Linked DNA regions of Homo sapiens: all the other regions are linked to region 1. The links are chromatin loops, found by intact Hi-C in ENCODE. Cell type or tissue: GM12878. All regions are shown on one strand. Region 1 holds the start of KL (klotho). Region 2 holds the start of LINC00423 (long intergenic non-protein coding RNA 423). Region 3 overlaps PDS5B (PDS5 cohesin associated factor B). Region 4 overlaps LINC00423 (long intergenic non-protein coding RNA 423).

Evidence for each region. A loop is a pair of places that touch in the nucleus more often than their neighbours do. Peaks named below come from ENCODE experiments on the same cell type or tissue, not always from the same donor. Only the 100,000 strongest peaks of a DNase experiment are listed, where the experiment ranks them.
Region 2: it touches region 1 in a loop (4-fold over the local background); 2 of 110 quality-filtered maps call a loop at or near these places.
Region 3: it touches region 1 in a loop (3-fold over the local background); 5 of 110 quality-filtered maps call a loop at or near these places.
Region 4: it touches region 1 in a loop (7-fold over the local background); 3 of 110 quality-filtered maps call a loop at or near these places.

The regions. Positions count from the first base shown.
Region 1 is chr13:33,014,436-33,022,435 of GRCh38, forward strand. It overlaps KL (klotho), which reads left to right and starts at 1,988. Exons shown (of 5, transcript NM_004795.4): 1 at 1,988-2,824. The coding sequence starts at 2,006. It overlaps LOC124903151 (translation initiation factor IF-2-like), which reads right to left and starts at 2,018. Exons shown (of 2, transcript XM_047430819.1): 1 at 1,401-2,018. The coding sequence starts at 2,007. RefSeq lists enhancers at 1,592-2,167, 2,168-2,745, 2,954-3,013 and silencers at 2,024-2,093, 2,784-2,883. In GM12878, a CTCF peak has its summit at 3,364; a DNase peak (open chromatin) is centred at 3,346; H3K4me3 peaks cover 2,013 bases.
Region 2 is chr13:32,907,234-32,915,233 of GRCh38, forward strand. It overlaps LINC00423 (long intergenic non-protein coding RNA 423), which reads right to left and starts at 4,419. Exons shown (of 5, transcript NR_047020.1): 1 at 3,790-4,419; 2 at 3,404-3,487. In GM12878, a CTCF peak has its summit at 4,484 (motif pointing left); a DNase peak (open chromatin) is centred at 4,452.
Region 3 is chr13:32,646,140-32,654,139 of GRCh38, forward strand. PDS5B (PDS5 cohesin associated factor B) reads left to right here. Exons shown (of 35, transcript NM_015032.4): 2 at 2,615-2,741; 3 at 5,665-5,868. The coding sequence starts at 2,634. Among named protein-coding and RNA genes, the nearest start is that of PDS5B, 64 kb to the left of the region's middle. RefSeq lists an enhancer at 32-141 and a silencer at 4,763-4,852. In GM12878, a CTCF peak has its summit at 4,801 (motif pointing left); a DNase peak (open chromatin) is centred at 4,732; H3K27ac peaks cover 1,034 bases.
Region 4 is chr13:32,836,383-32,844,382 of GRCh38, forward strand. All of the region lies in intron 4 of LINC00423 (long intergenic non-protein coding RNA 423), which reads right to left. Among named protein-coding and RNA genes, the nearest start is that of LINC00423, 71 kb to the right of the region's middle. RefSeq lists an enhancer at 1,019-1,178. In GM12878, no CTCF peak of the experiment used is centred here; DNase peaks (open chromatin) are centred at 2,787 and 4,849; H3K4me3 peaks cover 296 bases; H3K27ac peaks cover 2,616 bases.

The sequences.
Region 1 (8,000 bases):
TAATCACTGCTTTAAAATTTAAAAAATGCTGCTGGTCAAGTAAAAATAGCAATAGATAAAATCTGCCCTGAGCAAACAGACCATACATCAATAAATGAATACTTAGCTTAAGCGATTTTCCATGAGACCCATGAAGCATTTCTAATTGAAACTTAACAAGCTACAACCCAACAGACACTCCAATCTTCACTTCTAGAAGGGAAATGTGATACTCCATGTAGACGTAGCTTTTTAAATTTAGCTGGAAGACAGCGTGACAGTGAAGTTGTGTGCTGTAATTTTTTAAAATTGCTGAAGTGTCATGGTTTGCTATTTCGTATTTATTGAAAAAATGTAAATGCTATATTTAACAGAATGGCAGTAACTCTGTTTCAATCTGAAGACTTAATCTTACTAATCATGGTAATATATGCTGGCTGGAGTTGGGAATATTTCATAAAATACTGGAATAAATTTGTGCTTATATTTCAGGGGAATTAATAAAAGCACCTTCATCTGCAACATTTAAAATGTTATTGCCTTTAAATTTGTATTAAATAATGCAGGGAAGATAGATCACTGGGGGAGAATGGATGCACCTCTGTGAGGATCTTGGTCATTCAACACACGTGTACGGGTGAGGAAACTAAGGCACGACTTACTGGGTAGGGAGGTAGGGATATTAGCAAGATCCTTCACTTGTCTGGGCTTTCTGTCTTTGAGTCACCTTTGCGCAGTTTTTCACTGGACTTCACAAGCCTCTGAGGCGGCAGGGCAGACAGGACATCCTTATTTTATAGAGGAGGAAACTTAGGCTTACAGAGGTTTCCTGCCCCAAATCACAAAGGTGGAGCCTAGACCTTCTCAGTCTCCACCAACTGTATTTCGGTTAGCCACAATCCTATCTACCCACATCCAAATGGACACTGTGGCTCTGCAACTTCTGTCAAAAGGGCTCTTTGGCAACAGGAAAAACGTCATGGCTCCATTGTATTGTAGAGGATGGGAATGGGTGTTCCGGCTAAATTCTCCCTCCCCTTTCCCTCCACAGCTCAGATGGCAAATGTGCGACCCAGGGACCTCCCGCTCCAGCAGACCTGTGCGCACAACTTTGCACAGATTACCTGCTAAGTCAGAGCCGAAAGGTAACACAGATGCCAAAGGATAATAAAGGTGAATGAGATTTACTCAAAATTGGAAACTTGGTGTTTGGTTTTTCAGGAGAACAATCAACGACTGTGATTTGAAGTTCACCAGGGTATTCTGAGAGATCTAATCAAAGATAGAGTGCTGGTTTGAAATTATTAAAAGGTAACAGTAAAAGGGAGAGCAAAACCCCAGTCCCAACGCAACCCATAAATCTACTTTGTCTTCCTCGAAAGAGGGGCGCGGGTGGGCGCGTCTCCCCGCGAGCATCTCACCTAAGGGGGAATCCCTTTCAGCGCACGGCGAAGTTCCCCCTCGGCTGTCCCACCTGGCAGTCCCTCTAGGATTTCGGCCAGTCCCTAATTGGCTCCAGCAATGTCCAGCCGGAGCTTCTTTGGGCCTCCGAGTGGGAGAAAAGTGAGAGCAGGTGCTTCCCCAGCGGCGCGCTCCGCTAGGGCCCGGCAGGATCCCGCCCCCAAGTCGGGGAAAGTTGGTCGGCGCCTTTTCTCCCCGACGAAGCCGCTCCAGGGCTGCTCTCAGAGGACGCGCGGCAGGCAAAGAGAATGAACCTGAGCGTCCACGAAACGTCCTGCACGGCTCCCGGGAGCTGGGAGAAACAGGTGCCTTTCTCCGACGTCCGCGGGCGACGCCTGCCGCACCTTGCCCGCTGCCGCGCCCCTCCCGGGCACCCCTCGCCCTCGGCGCCCCTGCCCCCGCCCCCAGTGCCAGGGCGGAGGCAGTCCCGGCTCGCAGGTAATTATTGCCAGCGGAGCCCGCCGGGGAGCGGGGGTGGGCGCGCCGGCGGTGGGCGGGCGGGCGCGGCGGGGCGCGGGCATAAAGGGGCGCGGCGCGGGGCCCCGGAGCCTGGCTCCCGCGCAGCATGCCCGCCAGCGCCCCGCCGCGCCGCCCGCGGCCGCCGCCGCCGTCGCTGTCGCTGCTGCTGGTGCTGCTGGGCCTGGGCGGCCGCCGCCTGCGTGCGGAGCCGGGCGACGGCGCGCAGACCTGGGCCCGTTTCTCGCGGCCTCCTGCCCCCGAGGCCGCGGGCCTCTTCCAGGGCACCTTCCCCGACGGCTTCCTCTGGGCCGTGGGCAGCGCCGCCTACCAGACCGAGGGCGGCTGGCAGCAGCACGGCAAGGGTGCGTCCATCTGGGATACGTTCACCCACCACCCCCTGGCACCCCCGGGAGACTCCCGGAACGCCAGTCTGCCGTTGGGCGCCCCGTCGCCGCTGCAGCCCGCCACCGGGGACGTAGCCAGCGACAGCTACAACAACGTCTTCCGCGACACGGAGGCGCTGCGCGAGCTCGGGGTCACTCACTACCGCTTCTCCATCTCGTGGGCGCGAGTGCTCCCCAATGGCAGCGCGGGCGTCCCCAACCGCGAGGGGCTGCGCTACTACCGGCGCCTGCTGGAGCGGCTGCGGGAGCTGGGCGTGCAGCCCGTGGTCACCCTGTACCACTGGGACCTGCCCCAGCGCCTGCAGGACGCCTACGGCGGCTGGGCCAACCGCGCCCTGGCCGACCACTTCAGGGATTACGCGGAGCTCTGCTTCCGCCACTTCGGCGGTCAGGTCAAGTACTGGATCACCATCGACAACCCCTACGTGGTGGCCTGGCACGGCTACGCCACCGGGCGCCTGGCCCCCGGCATCCGGGGCAGCCCGCGGCTCGGGTACCTGGTGGCGCACAACCTCCTCCTGGTGAGTGCGAGGGGCCAGGCGGAGGGCCACGCAGGGGAGACAGAGGGCCTCCACAGGGGCCAGGGGGAAGTGTGGGAACTGAGTCTCCCCCAGACGAGGCTTCACTTGGACACGTGTATGTGGTCACCGGGGGAAACTGAGCAGTTCTGACTTCCCTTGGAAGGCGTGGAATTAGGAGAGAAATCCCTTAGTGGGCACACGAGTGAGTGCCCCTTGGAGTCCATCTGTGGAAAGGAAGCGGTGATAGGTTTCCGCAGTGAGGAAAGAAACTCCTTTCTCTGGGTGTAGAGGAATTCCTAGAGGTGAGGGCGGGGAGGATTTGCTAGGAGTAACTGCAGGAAGAGAATGAGCAGGGTGGATGAAAGAAACACGTTTGTTCTTAAGCCGCACAGATAGCATTACTCTCTGGAGCTGTCACGAGTTCAGTGTTAATCCAATAAGATCTGTCTTGCTTGTGGCACAAGTTCACACTGTTGTGAAAGTGTCAAAACACAACTCCCGGAGAGTCAGATTTAAACTGTGTTTGGAGGTCCCTTCTGCGGCAGGGCAGGGAACTGCATCCACCAATCTTATTCACCGGGGTGTGAAGACCGCTTTATACAATCTCAAACAAAGCTAGTCATAGAAACACAGAAACAACTGCAGGGTGATATAGATTGTTCTACCACATCTATATTTCCACAGTGCTCTCTACAGTTGAAAGGGTTCCTCACTTATGACATTGTTAGCCTGATAAAATTAATTGTAACACCCTTGTGCAAAATATTTTATTAATTTTGACAGCAGGAAATATTGCTATGCCATGGTAAAGTTGTCTCAAGTATTTCTTCCTCCTTTTTTCTCCTTAGTGTTCAAATTTAGGCACCATTGTTTTGGGGATTCATTTATAATCATGTCAGTTGTTAGTACACTTTGTACAGAGTTTTGTATCACAATAAAATATTTTATGTACATGTATAAACATTTTAATAAAAGTGTTTAAATGTACAACTTTTGGTACCCAATTCTGATCACTTGTGGGCCTACTGGAAGACTTATTTTTAAATTTAGAATTCAGCCACATATTCTGAACAAAGTCAGTACTAAAACCATTTCTAAACACTTTTAATTAAAGCCATAGATAATATGGGCAGAGCAGTACTGGGTTATTGAGGTGACTTAGTGCTCTGAGCTGCTGGTAATGTTGTAATAATGGCTAAATTAGATTTTATGTCAGTTCCACAAAACCTGTTTGCTGCTACTGGCCATAAAAGAATGTTGGATTTGTTTGGAAACACATTGTGATTTTTGTGATTTCATACTTATGTATGTCTTTTCATAAGGATGTTTTAGAGCGGTGATTCTTATACTTTTTCAATCCTTTTATGGATCTGAAAAACTCTAAAGACCACCAGTGTATGGCTGGTGATAGAAAAACTATGGGAAGAATGGTCTCACTTTTTGAAGAAAACATAAGCAAGTTATCAGTTCATACTGGAAGCAAATAAATGGATCAGCTGGAGGATCTAATAGATCATGCCCATAAAATCTTTACTTTAGATTTAAATCCTACAAGTTCTATTTTTAGAGTCCCTAGGATAAACTTGCATATACAAAGTAGTCAATTGTTATTATAGTGACTTATAGGATCATTTTATTATAAGATAAAGACTTGCGTGCTCTCTGGTGCTCTGGTGTTTTAAATAATCAACATGTTTTAGATCTTTTTGCCCACTCATGGCCCTCTGATTAACTTCTCAGTTATATTTTTCAATGCTTACACAAAAAATTTGCCAAACACTAACCATCCTTCCTAGAAATGCAGTGGACTTTGTATTTAGGGAAATTAGTAACAGGTGAATGCTCCATTTGCTGATGTTGCAAACAAACTGTTAGTTGGTGTAAAGTATTAATTTTGCTTTCACATTTCTTTTGGTTTGGTGTTTAGTCATTCTTGTATCTTATTTAGAAGCGAGTTCCCATTGTCAAAGAAAGTATCTTGAATTAATTTTGTTGTATGAGATACTTTCATTCTGTTTTCAATGACCTTTCTCGGTGTGTATATAGGGGTTGGGGGAAGCGAGAATAGAAAAATTTGAGCTTACCTGAAAAAGATAAAACATTCTGCAGATTTTGATAAAAGGGCATTTTAGCTGGGGCTTAGATATTGCTGCTGTACAGATATAGGGGCCAGTTGTGTTCCGGGATCTGATGTTGGTGAAGGATAAAGACTGGCTAGCACCCTTCCCTCACTCCCTCTGTGTTTCCACTAACTTACAAATGGGCTAAGGAGATCCCCTGGGATGATGGGAAGCTTGACCCCTCCTAGAGAGTCAAGAATCATTGATGGCCTGGAGGACAGGAGGCAGAACAAACAAACAGCAGGACAAATAATGGAGGCCCTGCTCAGAATGGAGGTCTTGGTGTTCTTTGTGGGTTCCTCATACTGGAGTGAGCCTTGGCAAAAATGGTGTGTGTGTGTGTGTGTGTGTGTGAGAGAGAGAGAGAGAGAGAGAGAGGAGACAGAAGAGAAGGAGAAGAGGGGAGAGGGGAGGAGGGACAGAGAGAGAGAGGTCTCCTACAAAGAGCTTGGAGCTCAGGCTGCTTTGCTCATTTGAGTGTAATCCAGGAGGATGCACCTTTTCTCTCGGACTTGAAGACCAACTGCTCAGCCTTCACAGCTCTTGAAACAAAGTTCTTAATGTCCCCTGAAATCAGCACTAGGGACTGTAGTTGGGGAGTTCAGCCCCAGCAGTGCCTCTGAGTCTTTGTTCTGTATATGGGTTCTAAGAGGATTAGAATCAAGTTGGAAATACACGTGTTCCCATTTCCCACCTTCAACTCCCCTCACCGCCTGAGATTCTTGCAAACATTTGTGCAAGGAACCTGTGAAAAAGACTTCTTTCACGTAAGGAAGTAGGGCTAGGAGATATTAATCTGGGCATTGTTGAGCATTAGCATCAGTGTGCAGGTCTCAGCCCATCTGTCTGCAATGTTTGTTGAAGCCATCACTTCTTGTCCCTTGAATCCTTCCTCAACTTGGATTTCAGGCCCTGGCTCTCCCTTGCTTCTCCTCTCAGCTCCCTGGCGATTCCCTCTTAGTCTCCTTTGCTTGTTCCTCCTCACCTTGCCTGTAAATAGTGGAGGGCTCAGGGCTCTGTCTAGATTCACTCCAGGCCATTGCTTTGAATACTGCTGCATCCCGATGACTGGAGATTTTGAGTCTCCACCCAGGTTTCCCCGAGCATCAGACTGGCATAGACAACCGCCTTCTCCACGTGGATGTCTAATGGGCATGTCACATCGAACACATCCCAAACCAAACCCCTGCTTCCCCTTCTCTATTATGATGACTTTTTACTCTTCCAGTTGTTGGACCCCGAATCTTAACTACTCCCCTTTTTCATGTCTTGTTTCTAATCCATCAACAAATCCTGCAGCTCTACCTACCTCCAGGATGTGTCCAGAATCAAACCACTTCTCCCCTTATCTATGACTACGATGGAGGTGCAAGACACCATCCAACCTTGCCTGGGTAATGGGAACAGCCTCACTGCTGGGGTTCTTATTTCTGCCTTGCCCCCTGCAGTGTGCCATGATGGATGCTCTACAGGGTGACATTATGTGTGGACAAGACAGAGTCCTTGCTTTTTCAAATCCCACCTGTTCTTCTGGAGCCAGCTAACACGCTCCCTTGGGCCCCATGCCTGAATGCCATCTCTTCCTTCTATGGCATCCTGCACAGGACTTCGCTTTGCTCAGATGCCTCCTCCCGCGCTCTTCCCTTTATTTAACCATTTGTCTCCATTTTACCCCTTCGCTATCTGGGGTAATCCTGTTCCCTTCATCTGTATCTCTGAAAATGGCATCTTGCCCTCCCTTGGTGCTCAGAAGGTGGCTTCTGGTTTACCGAATAGCCTGATTTCACCTTTATAAACTCATGCTACTAGAATTTTCTCTCCTTGTCAGTCTTTCTAGCCACTTTCCAATGGAACAGAGACTACCAAATCCTAATCTGATAAGGAAAAATAGGTAAACATAACGTGGCAGACTCTGACATCTGCAGTGAAAATTTAAGGTTCATCATCAAATGTATGATTCCATTGTGAAAATGTCCAGTTAAAAGCTATCTGTAGTCACCATGCAGCATTATGAAGAAGTTTTCAGAATAAGGGCAGGTGGTAAAGTCTCCTGGCCAGCTTTAGGAGTATATATTGGAAGGGGCTTTGTTAGCTGATTGAATTTTTATTCCCCAAGTAATTAGTATGAGCGATTTGTCTACTGTATATATGCTCAAATTACATATACTATGCACTTTTGAGAAATACTTTACAAGTTTTTCTTTCATTAAAATGTATTTGGGGCCGGGCGCAGTGGCTCACACCTGTAATCCCAGCACTTTGGGAGGCTGAGGCGGGTGGATCACCTGAGATCAGGAGTTTGAGAACAGCCTGGCCAACATGGTGAAACCCCGTCTCTACTAAAAATATGGAAAATTCACCAGACGTGGTGGCAGGTGCCTGTAATCCCAGCTACTTGGGAGGCTGAGGCAGGAGAATCGTTTGAACATGGGAGGCAGAGGTTGTAGTGAGCTGAGATCGCACCATTGCACTCCATCCTGAGCAACAAGAGCGAAACTCCATCTCAAAAAAATGTATTTTGTACATAACTAGAATAATCAACTGGATTGAAAGTTAATATAAATTTTAGAATACTACTGAATTCAATAGTGCATTTAGTCAGAAATAGTTAAAATATCTCCCAAACAGCTTGAATCACTCCTTTTTGAACACATTGTTTTTTGAAGGTTACAGTCAAGTCCAAGAAAAAATTTTAAAATAGGAAAAGAATTAATCAAATCATTTCAAAATCATAGCAGTGTTTTAACAATGCCAATTATTTTGAGTTGAAGAAAAGAAGGAAAATGTAAACTATGCATTCAAGTAATGTCAATGCACCTTCTCAGGTGCAAAATGAATGAACAATTAACTGTGCCAGCTGAATATGTAGCAATCACGGCTTTTGCACATAGAAGCCTTCTGAATTATCTTATATTCTCAAAAATATCATTGCTCTAAACTAGAATTTTATTATAATTAATTTGTGCAAAAGTTGTCTTTCTTTCAATGAATGTTGTCTTTTTGAGGCATAAAGGAAATTTTAGGTGGAGGAGGAGAATAGAATACATGCTTACTGG
Region 2 (8,000 bases), 110 kb before region 1:
TAGATTGAAAAATCCCTAACTTTCCCCCTCTCTGCTAACTATTCAGTGAATTTCTTTACTAGTGTGTGCTTCCTTGCCTGGAAAGTTAACAAACTTGGTTTTGTGGTTTTTATTTATTTTATACCTCTGGTGGCCTATGTTTTATTATTTTTCAGAATGCAGGCTGTCGGGGAGCCAACTATCACTTAACATCTGGCAGCAGCACAGAAAAAATTCTGAACATTAAGACCAACTGAAAGAAAGCCCCAAACCAAACCAAACCAAACACAACCAAAGCAAACAAAACAAAAAACATAAACCAGTAACAGCAGCACCAACAACATAATAACAGCAAATCTCACTCATCAGACCACCTTGCTGGGAAATGCTACCCAAAATAATTTCCTGACTCAGGTCATTTAAACTTGGAGTTGATTTCAACTGGACTAAGCCAATTTCAATAGTGGTCTAGATTTGAATACTGCTTCTAGATGTTTGTGTGACCTCCTTGTTTGGTTTAGCATTCAAAGTCTAGTAGACTGATAAAGAACCAAGGCCATAGGGCCGGGTGCTGTGGCTCCTGCCTGTAATCCCAGCACTTTGGGAGGTCGAAGCAAGTGGATCACCTGAGGTCAGGAGTTCGTGACCAGCCTGCCCAACATGGTGGAAACCTATCTCTACTAAAAATACAAAAAGTTAGCAGGGCATGGTGGCGGATGTCTATAATCCCAGCTACTTGGGAGGCTGAGGCAGAGAACCACTTGAACCCGGGAGGCAGAGGTTGCAATGAGCTGAGATCACGCCACTGTACTCCAGCCTGGGCGACAAGAGCAAAACTCCATTTCAAAAAACAAACAAACAAACAAGCAAACCCCAAAACAAAACAAAACAAAACAAAACAAAACAACGAACCAAGGCCATAAAGTTGACAAAAATCACTTGTCTGTTACTTTTGAATTATTCATCATGTGTGCAGCACAATCTGGTGAACTTAGGTGGAAGCTGTGCATGTTTGATTTTGTTCTATGAAACATGGATTTGCTCAGAAGAATCCTCCCAGAAGTTTAGTTCACTTTGGTTTGTGGTATTATTAAAGGAACCCAGGAGATTTTCAGTTCTAACTGGTGCTTCTGCAGCACAACTTTCAAATCCTGGGAATTCTGAATCCTGTACGTAGTTCCTCACTGAAAGAAACGTCCAGCACTTTCCCCATAAGTGTACTTTCCTCTTACATCAAGATGCTGTTATGATTTGCTTTCCCCCTCACGGCAAATTACTAATGTACTTCATATTTGAAAAGGGAGTTTGCTGAAAATGTAGCAGAATCTATTTGATGTACATCTTGCTGTAGCCTTAAAGTATTACAACCCAATCTTGTTTCTGCCTCTGGCTGTTCTGATCTTTAAAAGATTTTGGTTTTTAATACAAAGTACATGATGATTTGCATGTACTGAATAAGATTGTGATCCAATGTCTTTGATGGTGGCCTTCCCTTTTATTGCTATCTTCAAGTAAGGTTTATTCAGTGCCTACTGTTCAGGGCTTTATCCTGGGAATATACAAAACGATGTTTGAGTATCTTGCCTCTGCCTTCTAGGAGTTCAACTTAAGCCATCTTACTTCTTCCCTCCCTCAAACGTTTTTAACAGGCAGAAAAATGAACATAAGAGGAATTCTTCAATAATTTAAGAGACAGGCCAGAACAAAGGCTCCTCCAAAGAATGAATGTTTAATGGCATGTTTCCAGAATGTAGGCTGCAGGAGAATGTGCACCCGGGGTGGGAGTAGATCAAAGGAAGGAGGTTAAATTATGGTTTATTTCTCATCCTTTTGTAGAACTCTTTCTGCAAGACATAGTTTCTTGGAGGATGTACCAGTTATCAATTGCTGTATAACAAGCCACCCTAAAACTGAGTGGCTTAAAAAGCACAGTGATTTATTATCTCTAAGGATCCTTGGGCTGGAAATCTGGGTGGTTCTGTTACTTGTCTTGCCTGGGCTCACTTACTGGCTGTCGTCACCTGGGAGTTTGGGGCTGAGGGTCTAAGATGGTATCACTTACTGTCAGCAGATGGTGCTGACTGTGAGATGGGGTGTCTCTGTTCTTTTTCACACAGTCTCTTATCTTCCAATAGACCAGAATGGACTTCTTCACAGCATGGTGGTCTCAGGGTCCTAAGACCTAGCCTCTAGAACTTGCATGGTGCTACTTCTGCTACATTCTATTGGTCCAAGTGGGTTTCAAGGACCTTCCAGATTCAAGAGGTGGAGAAATAGACTCCATCTTTTAATGGAAGGATCAAAGGGACATAGACCCAGAAAGCCATGATTCACTGTCATTATTATAACAATCTGTCACAACAGAACAGGGGTCAGATGAATGGGGATGAGGGGAGGGCTAGAAGATGGGGGGACAATAATCTAAGAACTGAAGACAGAGACTTCCTTTAGAATCTTTGTTCCTGTCTGCAATTATAGGATTTTCATGTGTCAGCAAAGGATAGGTTGTCTCTAGTTATTTGTTTCTGGGGAAATAGGCTCAAAGGGATGTATTAGTGAAGGAAAAATAATCAATGCTAGCAATTTTATTAATGTTTGGCACTTGGGGAAAATATGTAAAATGGAAAAGCAGAACAAATAAGAATACCAAAGAGATGTGGGGAGGTTATGTACCCAGATGCAAGTACACTAAAACAGAAGATTTTATCAGGAAATTATATATACATTATATGCTATATGTATATATTTAGCATACACATGAAATTCTTTCTTCTATAAGATAAAGTCAACTTAGGGTTGAAGCTTTTAAAGGTGGTTTTCCTTTTTATAGCCCTGCAATTTAGGCAGGCCATCACAGGGCAAAAGACATGTGGGTCCTTTTATTCAAGTCTCTTAGAGTCACATTCATGAATTTCTTATACATAGTCAGGAAACATGTAACCCTTTATTAAAGGAATTTAACCTAAAATCCACTATAAACTCGTTTTTTTAAACGTGACTTTTAGAAAAAATTCTCGTAGCACATTGTATACCTTTCTCATCAATCTTAAACTTTTCCTTATTCATTTTCTCTGAATCTAAAATCAATAGTCTTTCCAAGCAGTTTCTGTCTTAGCAGCTACTATCATTTGTCTGTTGAAGCCACAAGAATACTTCAGTCTTCCTTCCGAGGTTAGTGGACTTCATTAAAGAAATAGCTTTAGTTTTCTTTCCAGCATGCCATGTCTCTATTTTCTTTATCATGCGGAAGTGAAAAAATGTCAAATAAAAGAGGAAAGAAGTCACAGAGATCATAGTTGTGTCTTTATCCACTGCTAGTTGACCCTTGAATTTATTTTTGCAGAACTTCCTCATCTTTTCCTCCTTTTAATTGATTTCTCTAACCAGAGCTAGTATGAGTCTGAATGAAACATAGGCAGCTTACATTTTCTCCATCCGTCATAATCGATAACCACTTCCTTATAAGCTGTCGTAACTTCAGGCTTCTATGGCAACTTTCTTGGTGGACCTACAAGAATTTTTAACAGTTTGAAAACCAATCTTAAAGGTTAGAAAGGGTGACTCACACCACTTTTATTGTATAAATGCCTTCTTTATTCCTTGAGCCAGGACAACTCAAGTAAATCAGGAAATAGGCAAGAAAACAAAAATCACTCATTTGGAGATGATTACTCTGAAATATATGTCTTAACTATGCCCCACACTGAGACATCTTTTTGAAAAGTGTTCTAGTTAGTTCTAAATGAACTTACCTAATTCTCTTTCCTCCACAGCCCTCAGATAACACAAGCAATGGCCCTTCTCACTCACCAACTCAAGCAACGGTGCATCTCCACCTGGTATTGTGGTGTGGCAGGTCTATGTGGCAAGGGTTTTGTCTCCGTACTCTGGGTGAAGGTGTTGAAGATGATCCTGAGGCCTCAGTTCTCTGGAGGGAGTCTTGCGGGTAGTTAACTTCTGCTGAATCTCAGTATAGCAGTGCAAGGTCAAAACCCAAAATGCGCTCAATCTTGAGTTGTTGAAGTTGGATGAAAAGTGAAGTCATTATTGGGCATGACATCTGGTGTTTCAGTCCCAAGGCCACAAGCAGAATGTTACAATCTCTGAAGCTTAATGATTTTGCATTTCATGTAGCAGCTTAAGTTTTTCACAGCCTGAACTCAATTAATTTTCACAGCCCACTGTGGAGGTGGAGAGGGAAGTGCCATATATTTTTGCAGTAGGTGTGATAACCTGTCATTGATCACTCATTTGATGAACACCAAAACTTTGCCTGCACTTCTGGGAGGACAAAGAAGCCTCCTAACTGTCTGGTCTGTGGATCAGGTGCCGCAGGTCCTCTGCTCTAGACTATCAATCTTTTCAGCTGGTCATTTGGAGGGCATTACAGGGCAAACCATGCGCAGTTGAGACCAATTGCCTGTGCCCATGGGCAGAACTGTCTGTTGATGGGCAGAAAGGACAGCTCTAGATAACAAGCATGTGAACAACACCCCCTGGTGTTGGTGAGGATGGATCAGCAGGCATAGACATAAACTGCTGTCAGGGCTGTAACAGGAGCAGGCTTTCCTACCAACAGTGCTCAGGCAATGGAGTATCAGTGTGGTGATATATCATTATTCTAATTGGCTGTTTGGGTTTCATTGTATGGGTATGCTATAATTTATTTAATCAACATTTAAGTTGTTTCCAATTTTTCACCATTACAAAAATGCTTAATGACCAGACTTGTATATCTTTCTCTGTCACCTTGACCCATTATGGCTTCGGGGGAAAAAAAATCCCACGAATGGAATTGTTGATTCAAACTTTAAAATACTAATACATAGGGTCAAGTGACCATCTAAAAAGTTGTGTGCTAAGATTATAAATCAATTACCTAAGTTTTATTTCAGTACTTTAATAAAAATGTATATTTTTATGTCTAGGTATTTGCTCCTTCTGAAGCTTAATTTGGGCATAGAGATTTGTTATTTCTATTTTTTCCAAATGATTAGTCAGTTTATCCAACCCATTTTGTTGATAGTCCACCTTGATCATATATCAAGTTCTCACACACACATGAGTCTGTTTCTGAATTATGGATTCTGTGCTATTGGGCTTTCTGTTATTATATAATGGTTTAATGTTTATACTTGTATGCTTATAATATCCAATAGGACAAATGCTCTCTCATTAATTTGCCTGGCTATTTATGCATGCTTATTCATTCAGAAGAAATTTGAAATAAATTTTTTTCCATAACAAAGAAAAAAGTCCCAAATGATTTTTGATTTGGATTTGCATTAAATTTAGTTTTATTTCAAAGAATTGTTATTTTTACAATATATAGTACATGTTAAAAAAGAGGATGTAGTTTTCCCTGCAGTCAAACATCTTATGTTTCTCAATAGAATTTTCTTATTTTCTTCACATGTCATGCACATGACTTATTAAACTGTATTCCTAGCAGTTATATATATATAAAACTATATATTATATTTATACATATGTGTTATAAATGTATTCCTAGGAGTTATGCATATATATAAAATACAGTTACACACATATAGCTCTATATAGATAATATTTACAGATAGATAACATATATAGTAATATATAGATAATATTTACAGATAGATAACATATATAGTAATATATGTTATATATTTATATATGTTATAGCTGTATTCCTGTATATATGTTATAACAACTGTACATATGTTATAACTATATTCCTAGGAGTTATATATAATATATAAACTATTATACATAAAATATATATGTAGCTCTATATATAGAAATATATATATATAAAACTATATGTAATATATATAACTCCTAGGAGTACAGTTATAACATATATATAATATTTATATGTATAAGTTATACATATATTACATATATTATCTATTTGGTAGAGATGGGGTTGCCCAGGCTGGTCTCAAATTCCTGAGCTCAAGCAGTTCTCCTACTTTGGCCTCCTAAAGTGTTGGGATTACAGGCATGAGGCACCATGCCTGGCCTGGAATTTTATATTTTTTGATTTTATAATTCAAGGGATTCCCCCACTCCCAGTTATAGGTCTCTAGCCTGCTCCACTGGAGTCGGCTAATCTGCTTGGCCCCTGGTTGTGCAGTCATCCGGGAGCTCCACTCAGGACTTTGAACTGACACCTGCAAGGGTCGGCGGAGTGAAGAGGCTGGGCCAGGCCCTCTGCCTTCTCCTCTTCCTCCTTCAGTCCTCATCCACCTCTGGTTCCAGTGTGTGGAGCAGGCTCTGTTGTCCTAGTAAATAAAGAAGAATCAACCAACTTCACAAAACCCCCCAGAAGTGACCAGCCATAAAAATATAAGCTTATTCCAAATACCTGGGACCCTGTACCTGGAGTCGTCTGCCACAGGGCAGGTCAGATGTCCCATGGCCGAGGGCTCAGGAGCTGTGGCTGGCGGCTGGTAGCAGCACTGGCTTCTTACCTTGGCCGTGGCCCTAAGTTCCCACATGTGGGAAGTCAGCCTAGTGTGCCATGTGGGAAGTGTCCAGGTTCTTCCTGGGGACACTCTTCTGCCTACATATGTAAAGAGACAGATTTCTGGGGTGAGAAAGGCAGCTCCAGCTTTTAGAGGAGCCAGGAAATCTCCCCAAGGCTCTGACCTGAAGAAAGAACACTCTCTAGAGAACAAGGGAGCTCAATCTTTTTTTAGTTCTGATTTCTATCTCCGTCATTAAAAATCAAGCTTTAAAAATAAGACCCTATCCATTATGTTTTAATAATCATCACTCGGGCTTAAAGTGACTAATAATAAAAGGTTTTTGTTTAAATATTAAACACTAATGGTTTTGTTCTGCTCTTGAGAACTGGAGGCAGACAGTTGAAAATGGGTTCACAGTGTGCCCTGGCCCTGGGGTCTGGGCTGATGACTAAGGTGACCCCTGGGAAATGGCACCTGTAATCGGAGGCTTGACTGTCTCCCACACTACCCTTACCTTGGCCCATGTCACAGTCCCAGGCTGCCTCCTCGCTCTGGCAGCAGTGTGGGGCTTCCCAAAAGGCTTTTGCCTTTTTGTTTTCCCAAATGACCAATGGATCTTTTAGAGAGGAATCTATTGTCAATTGCTTCCTTTTTTTTTTTTTTTTTTGATGCTACAAGACTACTTTGAAGCTCAGAAAGCCAAATCCTTGATCTTAATAATAGTAGCTATTATCTGGCACTGAGCTGAAGCTTTATATACATTATGCTATTTAAAGTTTACAAGAACCCTGAAGGATACACAATATTTTTCCTATTTTAAGTATGAGAATTCTGAGGCTTAGAAATTTTAAATAGCTTTCCAAGGACACCAGATTGTAAGCAGTAGAAGGAAGATTTGGAATCAGTTTTTATCTGATTCCAAATAACATGCTCTTTCCATTGCCCTAACTCACATAACTAGATAATAATTACATAATGGGTGTAGCCCTCTTGAGACATAATTTTACTTTTATTGGACAAACCTCTTTTTTTTTGAGTGAATGGTATTTCAGGGATGATTTCAGAGCATGAGCAACTGGGCATAGTGGCATAAACATAGTAGAAAATACACTGGGCTTCACCATGTGCCAGCCATTGTTCTGAGTATTTTGTAAAGATTAAATCATTGGATCCTCACAACCATGCCATGATGTAGTGTTTCAGCATGTTCAGGCGACTATACCAAAATACCATAGACAGGAGATGGCTTATAAACAACAGAAATGTATTACTCACAGCTCTGGAGGCTGGGAAGTCCAACCTCAAGGTGCTGGTGGATTTAGTGTCTGGTGAGGGCTTGCTTTCTGGTTCATAGATGGTGCCTTTACTGTGTCCTTGCATGGTAAAAGGGGAAACAAGTTCTCTGGAGTTTCTTTTATAAGGACATTAATCCTGGTTATGAGGGCTCTGTCCTCATGGACCTAATCATGTTCCATAGGTTCTGTCTCCTAATACCATCCCCTTGGAAGGTAGGATTGCAACAGAGGAAATTTTGGGGGACATAAACATTCAGACCATAGCATGCAGGTT
Region 3 (8,000 bases), 370 kb before region 1:
GACCACAGGTGCACACCACTATGCTTGGCTAATTTATTTTTATTTTTTGTAGAGATGAGGTCTCACTGTATTGCCCAGGCTGGTCTTGAACTCCTGGGCTCAAGTGATCCACCTGCCTTAGCCTTCCCAGATGCTGGGATTACAGATGTGAACCATCATGCCCATCCAGATGTTTGTAATGTTAATCCATATTATTGTGTGAGGCAATGATTTATTCTCTCATGGCTGTGTTTTTTTTTTTTTTTTTTTTTTTGCCCCCATTGTATGACTATACTACAAATTGCTATTCATTCTAGTGTTGATGGTCATTTGTGTTTTCTGTTTTGGCAACTGAATGGTATTGCTGTGAACATTTTTTTATATGTCTTACGGTGGACAAACTATACGTTTCTATTGAGTAAATACCACAGAGTGAATCTGGGGCCTATTTATCTTTTTTTTTTTTAACTTGATATTTAGCTTAACGGGTTTTAGTGTTTGCATGACATAATTTTCCATCCTTTTACTTTCAGCATGTATCCACTTTTTTCATTGTCTTTTAAGGTGTTTATGTTGAAATTTAAAAATCTTTTCTTTTAACCTGATTGTGTATATTACATACACATATAGTACTTAGTATGTGCTAAGCAATGTTGTAGGTACTTTATATATAAATACTTACACCTCTTAGTTTTCATTTGGCTAATTTGCCCTTATTTTACTCTGCACTTAAAAATTATACTCCTTGGTTGTAAACTTCTAGATTTGCAGTTATATTCTTTCTCTGCTTTGAAGATAACATTTTGCTGTCTTCTGGCTTATGTTGTTGCTGTTGAGAAGTCACCTGTTAGTTTAAATGCTATTCCTTTCAAGGTACTGTGTGTGCTCTAAATTTTGTTTGTTTTCTGGAATTATTATTATTTTAAATTTAACCCTGTTTGGCTTACTGAATTTGTAGGTTGGTATTTTATGATATTCTCTGTAGGTATTTGGCCTCTGCTTCAATCTAGTCCTTCTGGTACTCTCATGAATCCCATGAGTGAATCTCTCATTCTTCTCTCTCTATAACTTCCATGAATTGTAGGCTACATTTAGGCCTTTCTATCCTTATGTATTTCAGGTGTATGTTTCACTGTGTTGCACTCCGGATAATTTCTTATGACCTTTCTTTCACTTCATTCTTTCTTTTTTGAGACAGGTGGAATGCAGTGGCGCAATCTCAGCTCACTGCAACCTCTACCTCCTGGGTTCAAGCAGCTCCCCTACTGCAGCCTCCCGAGTATCTGGGACTACAGGGGTGTGCCACCACACCTGGCTGATTTTTGTATTTTTTGTAGAGATGGGATTTTGGTATGTTGCCCAGGCTGTTCTTAAACTTTGGAGCTCAAAGTTTAAGCTCAAAAGGCCTGCCTTGGCCTCCCAAATGTGCTGGGATTACAGGCGTGAGCAATCCCACCTGGCCTTTAATGGTTTTTCGTATCTGCGAATACATTGACCTGTTGAATTTTCAATTTCAGTAATTGTATTTTTTCATTTTTAGAAGTTCTATTTAAAAAAAATCTTCTAGTTTAGTCTTTATAATTTTTTTTGTTTCCTGTAGATATTTTTGGAATTGTCTTTTATTTCTTTAAGATTATAGTAGTTTTACAGTCTTTGATAGACACAAAAATTGTGTCTGTTTTTGTTGTGTGGTATTTCTGCTGGTTCTCCCTCATAGTTGCTTGGTTATTTTTGACTTGATACTTGCTCATTGTTCTAGAAACATCATAGTGGGGATTCTTTGATACTTAGGATGAAGGCACCCTTCTCTAGGCAGGACTTGGATTTACTTATGTTAGGTGCTTGGGGCTGTTATTAACCAGGGGTCTGTGAGTTCATGTTTTGAGATTCTCTGGGCCACTTAGGTCATGTCAGCCCCAGCAAGTGTGCAGGCCCATGGCCAAAACTAATTACCTGTTCCTTCCCTGTATTCATGTTGCCTTTCTCTGTTTAGCACCAAGGCAGCCTTCTCAGCGGTTCCCTCTAGGGGGTGGGGCTGGGGAAAAGAGGTGTTCATTTCTAGTTTACCCTCTCCTTTGCAGGTATATCTTCTTTGGGTAGGGTGGTGGCCTACATTAATGTCAGGAGAGTTTCCTATTTGACTGTCTGCCTTGATATGTTCAGATTTACTTCTGTTCCCCTTGCCCTATAAGACCATCAAAACTGAATCCCACATTTGTCAGAAATGAAAAATGCTTTCAGAGTATAAGTAGCTATAATGTCCCAGTGTTCCCACTTACTTCCCTGGATTCCTATTTTCTCTTAGGTTTTAGTTTGAGTACTTTGTGGTGCTTTTAAAAAGTATTTATTTTTTATTTTTCTCTAGCTTACTATTATTATTATTATTTTTAGTTGGAGGGTTAGGACAAATAACAAAGCTTGCCACTGAGGAAATGAAAGTAAAAATAAGTTTTGTTTTTCTAAAAATAATTTGGGGAAATGTTCAATAGAGTGATTTTCATTAAATGGTAAAGTAAATTACTATAAATTAGGAGGTAGTTACAAATTTTGGTTGGTGGGGAAGGTTACCATTTATGTTTGTTAAGAATGTTTATATCTATTTTTTGGTTTGCATCTAATAGTTTTCTTGTTTCAGGGGTAGAAATATTTCTGTCATGGCTCATTCAAAGACTAGGACCAATGATGGAAAAATTACATATCCGCCTGGGGTCAAGGAAATATCAGATAAAATATCTAAAGAGGAGATGGTGAGACGATTAAAGGTGAGTAAAATTCTATTCTTTTTTACATCTGTGTAGGGCAGAGGTCCCCTGTGGAAATCACATGGGGCTATAATGTATCTTGTTGGGGTAACTTAAAAAAGCAAAGCAAAGCAGCAAATGGCATAGAAAAGATCTAAGGGAGTAGAGTATATAAGGTACAGTGGGGATTATTTGGCTATGATTAAAGGGACAGCAATTAGGTGAAGCTTAGATTTTCTAGGATCTCCTATACTTGGGTATAAAGAACAAGTCTACAATACTCATATTCCTTATTGTCTATACAAAGTTGTCTCCTTTCTTCTATATAGTTTCTAAAGACAACCACTTTAAGGGAGTTTTAGGTCTTTATACTGAGTAATTAGGCTGTGTACTACTTTCTTGTAAGTTATTTTCAAAGTAGGTCAAAGGGCTTCACTTTAAGCTTCTTCCTCTGCTTCTGACATGTAGTAATGAATCAAGATTGCTGGTGAACTTCTATGGATGAGGCTAGGGCCTCTTCATATGTGTTTGAATAATATTTTCACCTTTTCCTTTAGGGTGGTGGTGATCTCTGTAATTGTTAAAATGGATAAAGAAGCATAGTGTTCAAGGAGAATGTTAAGCTGGTCTATTAGTTAGTTTAGATGGTCTTTATTTTTGAGCATTTCCGATCGAGGTTGTATCTACCTAGATATTTATGTTGCTTGATATATTATTATTTATCTGGATGTCAGGGCTGAAAAATGTTCCCAAATTAATCATTGAAGATCCAGGGGCTTAAAAACAAATACTCTTCTTTATTGCTACATGGTGTATAGAATTTTTATAAAGAGAAAAAGATGCTAATACTATCATAAATTTCACATAAAGTCTTAATATTGTACATGTATGTGTTTATACTTAAAGTATCAGAATGTCAGATATCAGATGTTTATTCAAAGGAAAATCATCTTTGAGCAGATTAAATTTACTAATAGGTGGATATTTTATCTAGTTGGGAACTGGTGTGTATTTTATTAAGAATAGTCAAGCTATGAATCCCTTCTATATATGACATGTTTCATTTTCTATGTATTTACCTTCTCTTGACCTATTGCATTTTTAGAGAAACTAATACATTTATTACCTTATATTTGTTTATACTAAGTGAGCATTCCTGTTGTTTGTTGAGAAACTAATCTTGAACTCAGAGCCTACACTTAAAACTGATCAGCATTAGTGTCTTTTAGAGATGTTATTTTCTCAGATTTCTTTCCTAATTTGGAGGACTCATGAGTTATTAATGAGTTTTATAACAGCATTTGAGTTGTAGACAGTAGTGAGGAATTCCCATTTTCTGGACCTTGAACAAACTTTGTGGTTATTGTTGGTGGAATGATTGCCTCAGTACTCATATTTAATGTTTGTAATATGCTTTCATTATTTTGTAGACATTTATGTCTAGCAGTAATCCAGTTATACTTTTTTCTCATTTATTTTCCTAATTTATAGTTCCATTTTTAGCATCCTCCTTCTTAGAAAAATATGAAAAAATTATGTAGGATGATATGTACAAATACCCATGTAAGTTTTATACATTATAACAATTTGTTAACGTGTAAGGTGATACTGTTTATAAAATTTTTTTTCCTGTAACATTTTATTCAAAATATGCTTAATCTCTTATCTTTTGTTAAGAGAGCTACAGAAATAAATAGTTACATGCATGCAGTTCTTTTTTACCCTTTGTGGTTTTTCCTAAACATATAGGCAATCAAAGCATAAATCTTAAAAGTAATAAAATAAAAAAGCTAAAAGACCCAGACATCATACCCTTAATCTAAATGTAGTGCCAGGTTGCAAGGATTAGTCTACTGTTGGTTCTGGTATCTGGCATAATAGAACTGAGAGGCTGCTCTGTGAGGAGCAGTGTTTTCCACAGCTGCTCTGAGAATTCAGTAGAAATCGAGCCATTTGTTACTCAGAAGTCTAGCTGGATGGCAAGTGGAAATCGTTGCAGCATAAAGGACCAAGACATTTAACATTGATACTTTGTGGCCAGCCCCACTTGTTGCCTAGTATTTGCAGCACCACCTAGTGGATGCTGGATGGTCACCTTTCCATTGGAGTTGTATTTAAATGTCAGTTCCTGTCAAGTTAGGCAATTTTGTTTCATTTAAAGTAGGAATAGTGCAGACTGAGATCATCATTGTAATTACTAATATTGAAATCAGAGAAAGCTCTTCTGAGAATTCATGGTATACCATTCTATTTTCTATTCACCTTTTATAGAAATATTTTTGAAAAAAGAACCATTTCTTTTAGCTTCCTTTGTCTTAACTCACATGTGCAACTGAATTAATGAATTATCCACATCATATTCTCTTTTACTGCCACACAAGAAATATTTTGTTGGATGCCGTGGTAGATACTTCATAGTAGCTTTTCAGTGTTGAGGGATGCATCTTTGACATCCTTTCTTAAATAAAACCATGTGACTGGAGTGGTTTAATGACTTAAATGGAAAATTAAATTGTCATCTTAGGGTTTTCTTTAGGCATATACTTTTTCTTCTCATGAAAGGATTAGAAATATTATTTTTAAAAAAGATGGTATTCTTAAGGACATACTCCTTTTAGTCCAGTTGTACAAGTGAGACCAGAAGTTTCCACAAATATTCTATTGGAATTCTTCCAATAATGACTACTACATAAGGGCAATTTAATCTTTAAAAATCTGGTTAGCAGATATTTTGGGTAAATGAAAAAATATTTTAGTAAGTCTTTTAAATAGAAGTTTACTTTGTAGTTTTAGGAGAATTGTGTTCTCTCAAATAGAGACTTTCTGCAGAAAAATGAAAGTATATTCATTTGAAGTTAACCTTAGCAATTAACATGACCTTTATTTCACATGACTGTAGTTTTACATGGAGCATTTCATTATTTGATTTTTTATTTTTGTATAGATGGTTGTGAAAACTTTTATGGATATGGACCAGGACTCTGAAGAAGAAAAGGAGCTTTATTTAAACCTAGCTTTACATCTTGCTTCAGATTTTTTTCTCAAGCATCCTGATAAAGATGTTCGCTTACTGGTAGCCTGCTGCCTTGCTGATATTTTCAGGATTTATGCTCCTGAAGCTCCTTACACATCCCCTGATAAACTAAAGGCAAGTACTGATTTAAATAACTCCAAGATTGACCGATACTTTGATTTATCTTTCTAACTAAAATGGGAGTTAAGGTATTTAGATGATTTCCTTGGATTCTTTGACATTAGCTACAGTAATCTTTTGCTAAACTTAATGTTTTTTTTTTTTTTTAGAACTTATTTTTGAAAAACTTTCTGGTCTTGAGGTTAAGAAGTAGATTAATACAGTGTGTATTTTTTTTATATCATGTCATCATTAGCTCTGTTTCTTTCATTATAATTTTGGGGGCAATTCCTTTTCACTTTTGAAAATCCATATTGAAGACCATGGCCATTATTTAAAACATAATACCTAGTATAAACATGAGTTTATAATATATAATCCTCATTTATTTAATGGAAGGTGTGATATAAATTGTTATATTTGTGTTATAAATTGTGTTATACATTGTTATGAAGAAAATACAGGCCAGGCGCAGTGGCTCAGGCCTGTAATCCCAGCACTGTGGGAGGCCGAGGCAGGATGATTACTTGAGTTCATGAGTTTGAGGACAGCTTGGGCAACATAGCAAGGCGTTGTCTCTACTTTAAAAAAAAAAAAAAAAAAAAAAAGGAAATTAGCCTTGTGTGGTACTGTGCACCTGTAATCCCATAACTACTTGGGAAGCTGAGGTGGGAGGAGTGCTTGAACCCCCGGGGGGCGGAGGTTGCAGTGAGCCAAAATGGCACCACTGCATTCCAGCCTGGGCTGAGTGAGACCATCTCTATTAAAAAAAAAAAAAAAGATTCAGTGAACAAAATTTTAATGGAAAGGTACAAAAGACATGTGGTACTTGGTTACAGTAATTGTAAGTAAAACTATATAAATGCAAAATCTTTAAAAGATGAGAAGGGGAATAGCACGAGTAATCTTTTTAGGAAAATGCTGGTAGAAAGCATGAAGTAATTAGAGTTGTGCAAAAGATACTGAATGTTTATAAGGCAGATCAGGTAGGAATTAAAAACAGCAACAATAAAAGATAATTGTGGAGTCTGGGTGCGGTGGCTCACACCTGTGCACTTTGGGAGGCTGAGGTGGGCCGATCACCTGAGGTCAGGAGTTCGAAACCAGCCTGGCCAACATGGTGAAACTTCATCTCTACTCAAAATACAAAAATTAGCCGGCTGTGTTGGCACATGACTGTAACCCCAGCTACTGTGGAGGCTGAGACAGGAGAATCACTTGAACCTGGGAGGTGGGGGATGGAGTGAGATTGCGCCGCTGCACTCCAGCCTGGCCAACACAGCGAGAGTCTCAGAAAACAAAACAAAAAAAAGATAATTGTGGAAACTATGGGTTAGAGAATGAGTCCATAGAAAGATTATTAATCCACAGTGTGAAAAAATGGCAGGCAATTTATATTTATTTCACTTAATAAGTCTTGCTGTTACTTATGTGTCAGGAACTGGATTTACAGTGGTGAAAAAAACCCAGGCATGGTTCTTGGACTCATGGAGTTCTTGATAACTGAAGTGAGGAATGTGCTTATTTGATCAAGTCTACCACAATTCAAGTAGAGGATGTGCAACCTGTTTTGGGCATGCTTGTTTTAAATTTTGATTGGTGAAAGAATCTTAGGATGAGGGAGGTAGAGGGCAATATTTGTCATTTAAAGGTGGTATTGAATTGTAAGATTTGAGAATGGTCGGAGACTTAAAGTAGATAACATGAGCTGGTCCATGTAGTTGTATACCCAGGTACTAGCTTGATTTCTAAATGTGAATTTCTCATTTGGAGATACTTAATTGGTTTAAGGAATGATTCCATTTGTTTGATAGTGGCTGTGGCTCTCCCGTACTAGATGTCTTGTTGGCATTCTCATGACGAGGAAGTCTAACTTAAGACTGCTACTGTACAATTTATTTATCTCTCTTGGGGATCTTTCAGTTTGCATAATCAAGGACCTATTTCAGGGCTTTGGGGGTAACGAGAAATTCTCCCTAAAGAATAGCTACATATCTGTTCTGTTTCTAACAGGACAATTTATGAGAAGACTGTAAAAGAGCTGAAATTAGGGTCTTTGTGCATTATTCCCTAGCTGAAAAATGTTAAGTATTTGGTTTTTCTGATGAATTTTTGAGTCTTATTCTAAATGCCTCTTTTTTCTTTTT
Region 4 (8,000 bases), 180 kb before region 1:
CAACAAATAATTATCCAACTCCAAATGTGAACAGTGGCAAGACTGAGAATTCCTGTTTTAATGCAAAAAGGAATAAGTTCAGATTTTGTAGCAGCTGAAGCAAATATAATTTGGGGGAGCCTCTTTAAGCAAAAAATATAAAATCACAAATAGAAAATTGGCTAGATTCTTTTTTTTTTTTTTTTTTTTTTTGAGATGGAGTCTCGCTCTGTGTCCCAGGCTGGAGTGCTGTGGTGCAATCTTGGCTCACTGCAACCACTGCCTCCCGGGTTCAAGCAATTCTCCTGCCTCAGCGTCCTGAGTAGCTGGGACTACAGGCAATGTGACATCACGCCCGGCTAATTTTTTTGTTTTTAGTTGAGATGGGGTTTCACCATATTGGCCATGCTGGTCTCAAACTCCTGACTTCAAGTGATCCACCCGCCTCGGCCTCCCAAAGTGCTGGGATTACAGGTATGAGTTTCAGCGCCTGGCTGAAAATTGGCTAGATTCTTTGTTTGGTCTGCTATAACAAATGACCACAAACTGTGTGGCTTATAAACAAAAAAAAATTATTTCTCATAGTTCTGGAGGCTGGGGAGTCCGAGATGGAGGTGCTGGCAGCTTTGGTGTCTGGTGGGGGTCTGCTTCCTGGTTCATAAATGGCTGTCTTTTCACTGTGTCCCCGCAGGTGAAAGGGACAAGAGAGCTCTCTGGGGCTTCTTTTATAAGGGTAATAATCCTATTTGTGAGGGCTCTGCCTTCATGATCTAACCATCTCCCAAAGGCCCCACCTCCAAGTACCATTACTTTGGGGATTGGATTTCACCATGTGAATGTGATGTGTGGGGGGTTGGGGTACAGACATTCACATATAGCAGCTAGGAATGCAAATATTTATCTAGCATAAGAAAAGAAATCACAAAAACTACTAGAGTTTTAGATATCCAGGTCTCATTCTTCAGAGATATTTTTAGGGACATTTTCAGAAATGCCTCCTGTTTGCAACCTGACTTCCACTCCCCACCTAGACCACCCCAGGAACCAGTCTGGTGCAAGTAAAGAGCCCAGTTGCTTAAGCTTCATTATCTTCAGGATAAATCTGCTTCTGACTGTATCATTTGTCATATTTGCATTGCAATTGTCTATAGCAGGAAGGGAAAGACTAGAAACCTAACACAATTTGCTTCCTCCTTCTAGAAGATGTTCATATGCATGAGTGCGTGTGTGTGTGTACATGAGTGTGAGTATGTATGTATGTGTTTATGTATGTGTGTGTATGTAAGTGCATGTGTAAATGAGTGTATGAAGATATGTGAGCGTGCATGCACATGTGTGTCATGAGTCAAAGCATAAATGAGATAAATCTCCACTGCATCTTTCTGCTCAGAGGTGCTATTAAGAGGGGGAGGGGCCTGAGAATCTGATCCCGTTAAAAGACTGTAATTTGCACTGTCAAAACCTGGAGTCTTCTACTAGATGGCGCTTGGTTAGCAGTCAACCCAATGAGCCTTCTAACTTATAAGGCAAGAGCTGGAGAGATACGCAGGCAGGGAAGGGACTTTTCATGACAAAGTGGGAGAGAATCAGGTTTTTCTGCCACAGAGAGAGGGGAAGCTGGGTGCTCTGCCGGAATGACCCCAGCAGAGTGGTTTCTAGAGTGAGATCCAGGATGCAGGCCAGAGCAGTTTGTAAAAGCCTCAAGGCCAGGTGAGCTATGGAGGAGGGAATTTGGAAGGCGCAGAAACTAAGAGCCAAAGATCAGTAGGCGGTGGGAGGGGGTTGGGCTCAGAAAAGCTATTTTTATTAAAATATTACAAAATGTAACTTCCCAATATTGGTGACATCGTGAACACCTAGGCAGCCTGATTTGTTCCTGTTACTGTCTCCCAACATGGGAAGTGAACTCCTCCGGAAAATGAAAAGGGCCTTCATTTGAGCACACCTAGAACATCTGACATCCAGCACAGCAGGGGGCTTGGTTGTTGAATTAAATCAATCAATGAGTGAGGGATGAATAAGGATGGGAGAGAATCAAGAGAGAATAGAGAGACCAGGCATGCTAGAGCGGGCCAAACAAGCCCGAGTAATCTAGGCTGAGATTAGACATGAAATCCACAAGATCAAATTCGGCTGGGCTGAGACGCGCAGCAGCCACATTTTCCTGAGCAGAGAGGTGAGAGCGCTGCAGGGTCCCATCCAGCTGGGCTGTGAGGTCGCAGAGGAGGATCTTTACTCTGGCTGGGGACTGTATTTCCAGGCTTTTTTTTTTTTTTTTTAAGGCAGCCGCTGACCACTTGCCTTGATTATAAGAAGTATTGCTTGAGTGACTTTGCTCTGCCTGGACAATACTCAGTGAAGCGATGATGTACGGCAGCCATTGAGAGCAGTTGCAAACCCATCCCTGGGCCAGCGAGATAATATTGCTGTGTTCTCCAGAAGGTCCTTCTCCGGAATTTGCTATCCTTCTTGTGGCTGTAGTTGAACAAACTTACATTTGACTTAAAGGGAGGTGTTTATCTAAGCTGTCTTCCTTTTAGGAAAAATAATGGACACAGTGACGTGTAAATCCACTGAGCACCTTGGACATCACAACCAGAGGGTCATGTGCCCCTGAGATTGAGTGGACTATACCTTGGGGGATGGGAAAGGTGGGGGCGGGGTGAAAGCCCGCAGTTACATTCAGACAGCACAGCCCTGGAAATGGATCTTAATTCATTTCACAAGCAATTCCAATGTGCTACAGCAGCTGAGCCCTGTCTGCATTTGCTTGTTTGTTTAGCAAAGGGAAATGTCCTTAGCCTAGCAGCCTGCACGAACTGTTTGCCTAGAGACAGTCACAATAATTGAGCCAACCTGGAAGGCAGGAAATAGGGCCTTAGAGGCCCTACTTCTACTTTTAGAAGTAGGTTTTGGTTTCTTTTTTTAAAGAGGTATTTAAAAAATGGCTATGCAATTTTCCATCCCCCCCAAATGAACCATATTTTTAAGACTGTCTCTGTTTTGTAGCTCTTATTTTCTGAGTGTCACATAGAAGGCACTCAAATAAATATTGCTTCAATACATTTGGTTTGTTTCCAGTTTTTGCCTTTTTTTTTTTTTGAGACAGAATCCCACCCTGTTCCCAAGGCTAGGGTGCAGTGGCGCCATCTTGGCTTACTGCAACCTCCGCCTCCTGGGTTCAAGCCATTCTCCTGCCTCGGCCTTCTGAGTAGCTGAGACTACAAGTGTGTGCTATCATGCCTGGCTAATTTTTGTATTTTAGTAGGGACGGCGTTTCTCCATGTTGGCCAGGCTGGTCTTGAACTCCTGGCCTCAAGTGATCCACCGCCTTGGCCTCTTTAAGTGCTGGGATTATAGGCATGGGCCATCAGGCCCTGCCCCAGTTTTTGTCTTTTTAAGCAATGACGCATTCAACCCATGGGTACCTGCAAGCTGTGCATGCATCTGATTACTTTCTTGGGATAAATTCATTTATTCCTACAAATAAATTAGAGCACCTTAGGGTGTGTATAAATTACTTGGTGGGGTGGGTCTTATTTCAATGCGGGATCTGATTCCATAGGTCTGGGATGGGGCCTGAAAGTCTGCTTTTTTAAGAATCTTCTGAGGTGTGCCAGTGCTGCTGGTCTGGGGACCACACTTTGAGATGCAAGGCCCTAGGTACCACCATAAGCAAGTGGAGCAGTGCCCAGCCAGGGTGGTGGCTCACCTCCTGGAGGCAGATTAGAGCAAACCAGGCCCCTGTAGATTCGGGGAAAGGAGAACATTAACCCTGTCTCCAGTATCAACTCCCAGACTCTCCGGTGTGAATTTCTGCCTCTGCTCTCATGAAATGTCAGAAAGGGTAAAGATATCTCAGTGGCGAATTTTGTGATCTATTTGGAATCAAATGGTTGCTTTGGGAGCCCAGAGGAATTATTAATGAGCCAATAAATGGGATACTGGCAACTTGCCAATTGCTAATAGTGTCCCTCCAAGCGGCAGATGGGGAGCAGGTCATAATAGTGGTCAGCTCAGAGGCTGGCTTTGCTAGGGATAGTCACACTGTGGTCCCCCCAACTTTGCTTAAGGCTTAGAGCAAGCTGCTCCCCGCCTTTCTCCTCTGTGGAAATGTGAGGAGTGCTTGCCTTATCCTGTCCTTGGTCAGCAGAAAACCCTTTCTTAGGGGAAATTTGACCCTTGATGGCTATTTTCCTTTGTCCAGTTTTCCGCCTTTATTTATTTATTTTTTAAATTATTATTATTATTATTATTATTAATTATTTTGAGACAGGGTCTTACTCTGCTGCCCAAGCTGGAGTGCAGTGGCATGACCTTGGCTCACTGCAACCTCCACCTCCTGGGTTCAAGTGATTCTCCTGTCTCAGCCTCCTGAGTAGCTGGGACTACAGGTGTGCACCACCACACCCAACTAATTTTTTGTGTATATTTTGGTAGAGATGGGGTTTCGCCATGTTGGCCAGGCTGGTCTTCAACTCCTGAATCCAGTGATCCAACCGCCTCGGCCTCCTAAAGTGCTGAGATTACAGGTGTGAGCCACTGCGCCCGACCAATTGTACTCCTTCTTATACTTCCAGAAACTGTTTTCTTCAAGGCAGTATCCAAGGGGGCTTGTCAGAGAGAGGCAGGAAGACCCTGTGGGTAGCACGCGGCATCCAAGAACATCCCTTCTGGCAGATTTCCAAATGAAATCTGAGATCTGGCTTTTGGCTGACCTTCAGGGATAGCCTTAAAAGTTGCTGCGGTTTTACCTGGTCTTATGAACGGTTTCATTTGGAGAGCTTTCCCCCTGAGGTGGAATGCAATCTAAAAACTAAATAAAGAAATGATTCATCAAAAGCATCTTTTGACCAACGAGGGGAACAAAATGACTGCTTCCATCCAGCCCTGTGTCTGCTAAGAGCTGAATGACTTGAGAATGTGGAAGACATGTCACTAAATGCTGCAGTTACTTTCAGGTGGTCTGCTACATCTGTGTTTCTGCTGGTTCGACCGCCTGAGAGGAAATTTTGCCCTCAGCAGGCAGTTCCAGGGAGTTGAGGCATGCAAGCCACCATCCAGGCCCCCTAGGAAGGTAGGAGAGGCCTGGAAAACTTGGGTGTGCTTTAGCTCGGCTACATGACCCAGCTGGGGAGACAAACTGGAGCCATGCCCACTGTTCTGGGACCCCAGCCAATGTGGCACATTCACAGGAGTGAAAACTAGAGACCAGCCTGACCCACACATCAGTCTCATTTCCCAGGGGAAGCCGTGTCTCCCACCATGAAGTTCGGTGATTCCTGTCTCTTCTGTGTAACACTCTCATGTCACTTCTGCTTTTCATCTTGAAAAAGTTATTTACCAATTCATCTTTACTCCCTAACTTCTAAGCTTCTTGGAGACTCTGTTAGGTCCCTCTCCACTCGGTAGCCTTTGCACATAATAGACTCTTGGGCTCTTTTGAGTGAATAACTAGTGGAGGATTAGATAGGTCCCAGTCAATCTAAGAGGGCTCCCTGGAGGAGATGACTTCCCTCCTAGGTTTTAAAGGAAGCGGTGGTCTCTTGGATTTGTTGAATTATCCCCTAGGTTCTCCTTTTCCCTATTTTATTTATTCTCTACCTCCCTATTCTTATTTTTAAATGTGACTGATCCTCCATGTCCATATATATATGTGTATCTATATACACACACACATACACATATACATTAGAGGTTGAGCATTCCTAATCTGAAAACCTGAAATCCAAATTTCAAAACTTTTTGAGTATCAACATGACACCACAAGTTAAAAATTCCACACATAAGGACTTAACATAACTTTGTTTCATGTTAACATAAACTTTGTTTCATGCACAAAATTATTAAAAAATTGTATAAAATTACTTTCAGTCTACACACAAAGGAATATATGAAACAAATGAATTTTGTGCTTAGACTTGGGTCCATCCCCAAGATATCTCATTATGTATATGCAAAGATTCCAAAATCTGAAAAAATCCGAAATCTGAAACATCTCTGGTCCTAAGCATTTCAGATAAGGGATACTCTTTGTGTGTGTGTATGTGTATGTGTGTGTGTGTGTGTGTTTGTATATATTATCAAAGGAAAGAGTATTGTGTGTGCGCGCGCGCACACACACACACACACACACACAATACTCTTTCCTTTGATAATATTAACCCTCATCTACATTTAGATGACTTCTCCCTTGCTCTCAAACTTCAATTTCACATTTCTAAATACCCTGTGGCTGGCAGCCTCTGAGATAGACCCTAATGATTCCTGCCTCCTGGTACTGATGACTTTGTAAGATTATATTCCCTTTGAGTAACTTGCTTCTAACAAATATGGCAATATGAGAGATGTCACTTCCATGATTAGGTTACAAAAGATTGTAATGTCCCTCTTGCTAGAAGACTGTCTGTGTGGCCTCCTTGGCTTGCATGCTTCCATGCAGCTGCTGTGTTGGAGAGGCCCACATGGCAAGGGACTGAGAGTGGCCTCTGGCCAGTAGCCAGCAAGGAACTGGGGTCTCCAGGCCAACAGCTCATGAAAAATGGAATTCTGACAACCATATGAGTGGGCTTGGAAGTGGACCCAACCCCAGCTGAGCCTTCAGATGAATACGCAGTGCCAGCTGATGCCTTGACCACAGCTGTGTGAAAGATCCTGGAACAAAAGCACCAGCTAATTCCTGACCCACATAAGTTGTTAGATAATAAATGGGTATTGTTTTAAGCCACGGATTTTTTGAAATAATTTGTTACACAGCAACAGATAACTAATACATACTGTCAATCTAAATAACAAACAGAGAGAAGCTCTCTAGAAGAAAAATATATTTATTCCGGAGTAGGACATTGCAATGGGAATAGAGGTGTATTAGCAAACTGTGTGTGTATCCAGGGAGGTAAAGGAGGGAAAGGTTTTTAAAGAAAAATGAGGAGGATTACATAATTGTTTTGAGATAATTATCCTTGGGTACAAGGATCAATAACAAGGGTGACGCCAGTTTGAGGTTGCACAGGCGGTTGCTGGGCAGATGTCCTCAAAGACGTATATTTTTGTGTGTGAGGTTGTGATGGTCTTTGTGCAAAGTTGTGGCTTTTGCAGTTTTTTGAGATAGTTTTTGTTATCAGGCGTTTAGGTATGAGAATCCTCTCATCATAGCCTTCCCTGGCTCTATTTGTCAGGGTTTTTTTGTTTTTGTTTTTGGTGCCACACACTTTTAAACAACCAGATCCATGAGAACTCACTATCATGAAGACAGCACCAAGTGAGGATGAAATTAAACCATGAGAAATCACCCTCCCCCCAAGTCCAATCACCTCTGACCAGGCCCCACCTCCAGCATTGGGGATTACAATTCAACATGAGATTTGGGTGGGGACACAGATCCAAACCATATCAATGGAGAAACAGTGTGGGAGGCTCTCTGAGGTCCATACAGTTCTTTCTGGGCTGCAGTACCCCACAAAGGAGGCTTCCCTGCCAACGTTTGTGTGGTCACAAGCACTCATTTGTTTATGGTGTATGTCTTATCAAAATGGCAAAAATACTCCTTTTTACTGCCATTTTGGAGGAAAAATCCCATTAAGAGCTGATCATTTGAAAGGGAAAAAAGTCTACATGCCAAGAAAAAAATTTTCTCTTCTAATAAAGACCTTTTCCTGTTAAAAAAAAAAAACCCAAATAACCCAAAAAACACTGGTGACTCCAGTTCAATTCTGACAACTTTCACAATATGCCATGACTTTTGTCGCTGGAATATCAAGACTGAACTCATCACCTTCACCCTAGTTTTCCCTGACCAGCTCCTTCTGCTAATCCCCCTGCCCCGGTTCTTGGCCTCTCAGTCCCTATCTACCCAGTCTGTAGGCTTGGAAGCCCTTCTCACTCCTGCTCCCTCATCTGTATTTCTACATCTTGGGTCCTGCTCATTCTCCTTGTGCTGGTCCTAGGAGTGTCTGCCACGAAGGCCTTTGCCAGGTGGAAAGCTCCTTCCTCTTTCCCAGGGTGGGCCTGCATCATCGGGC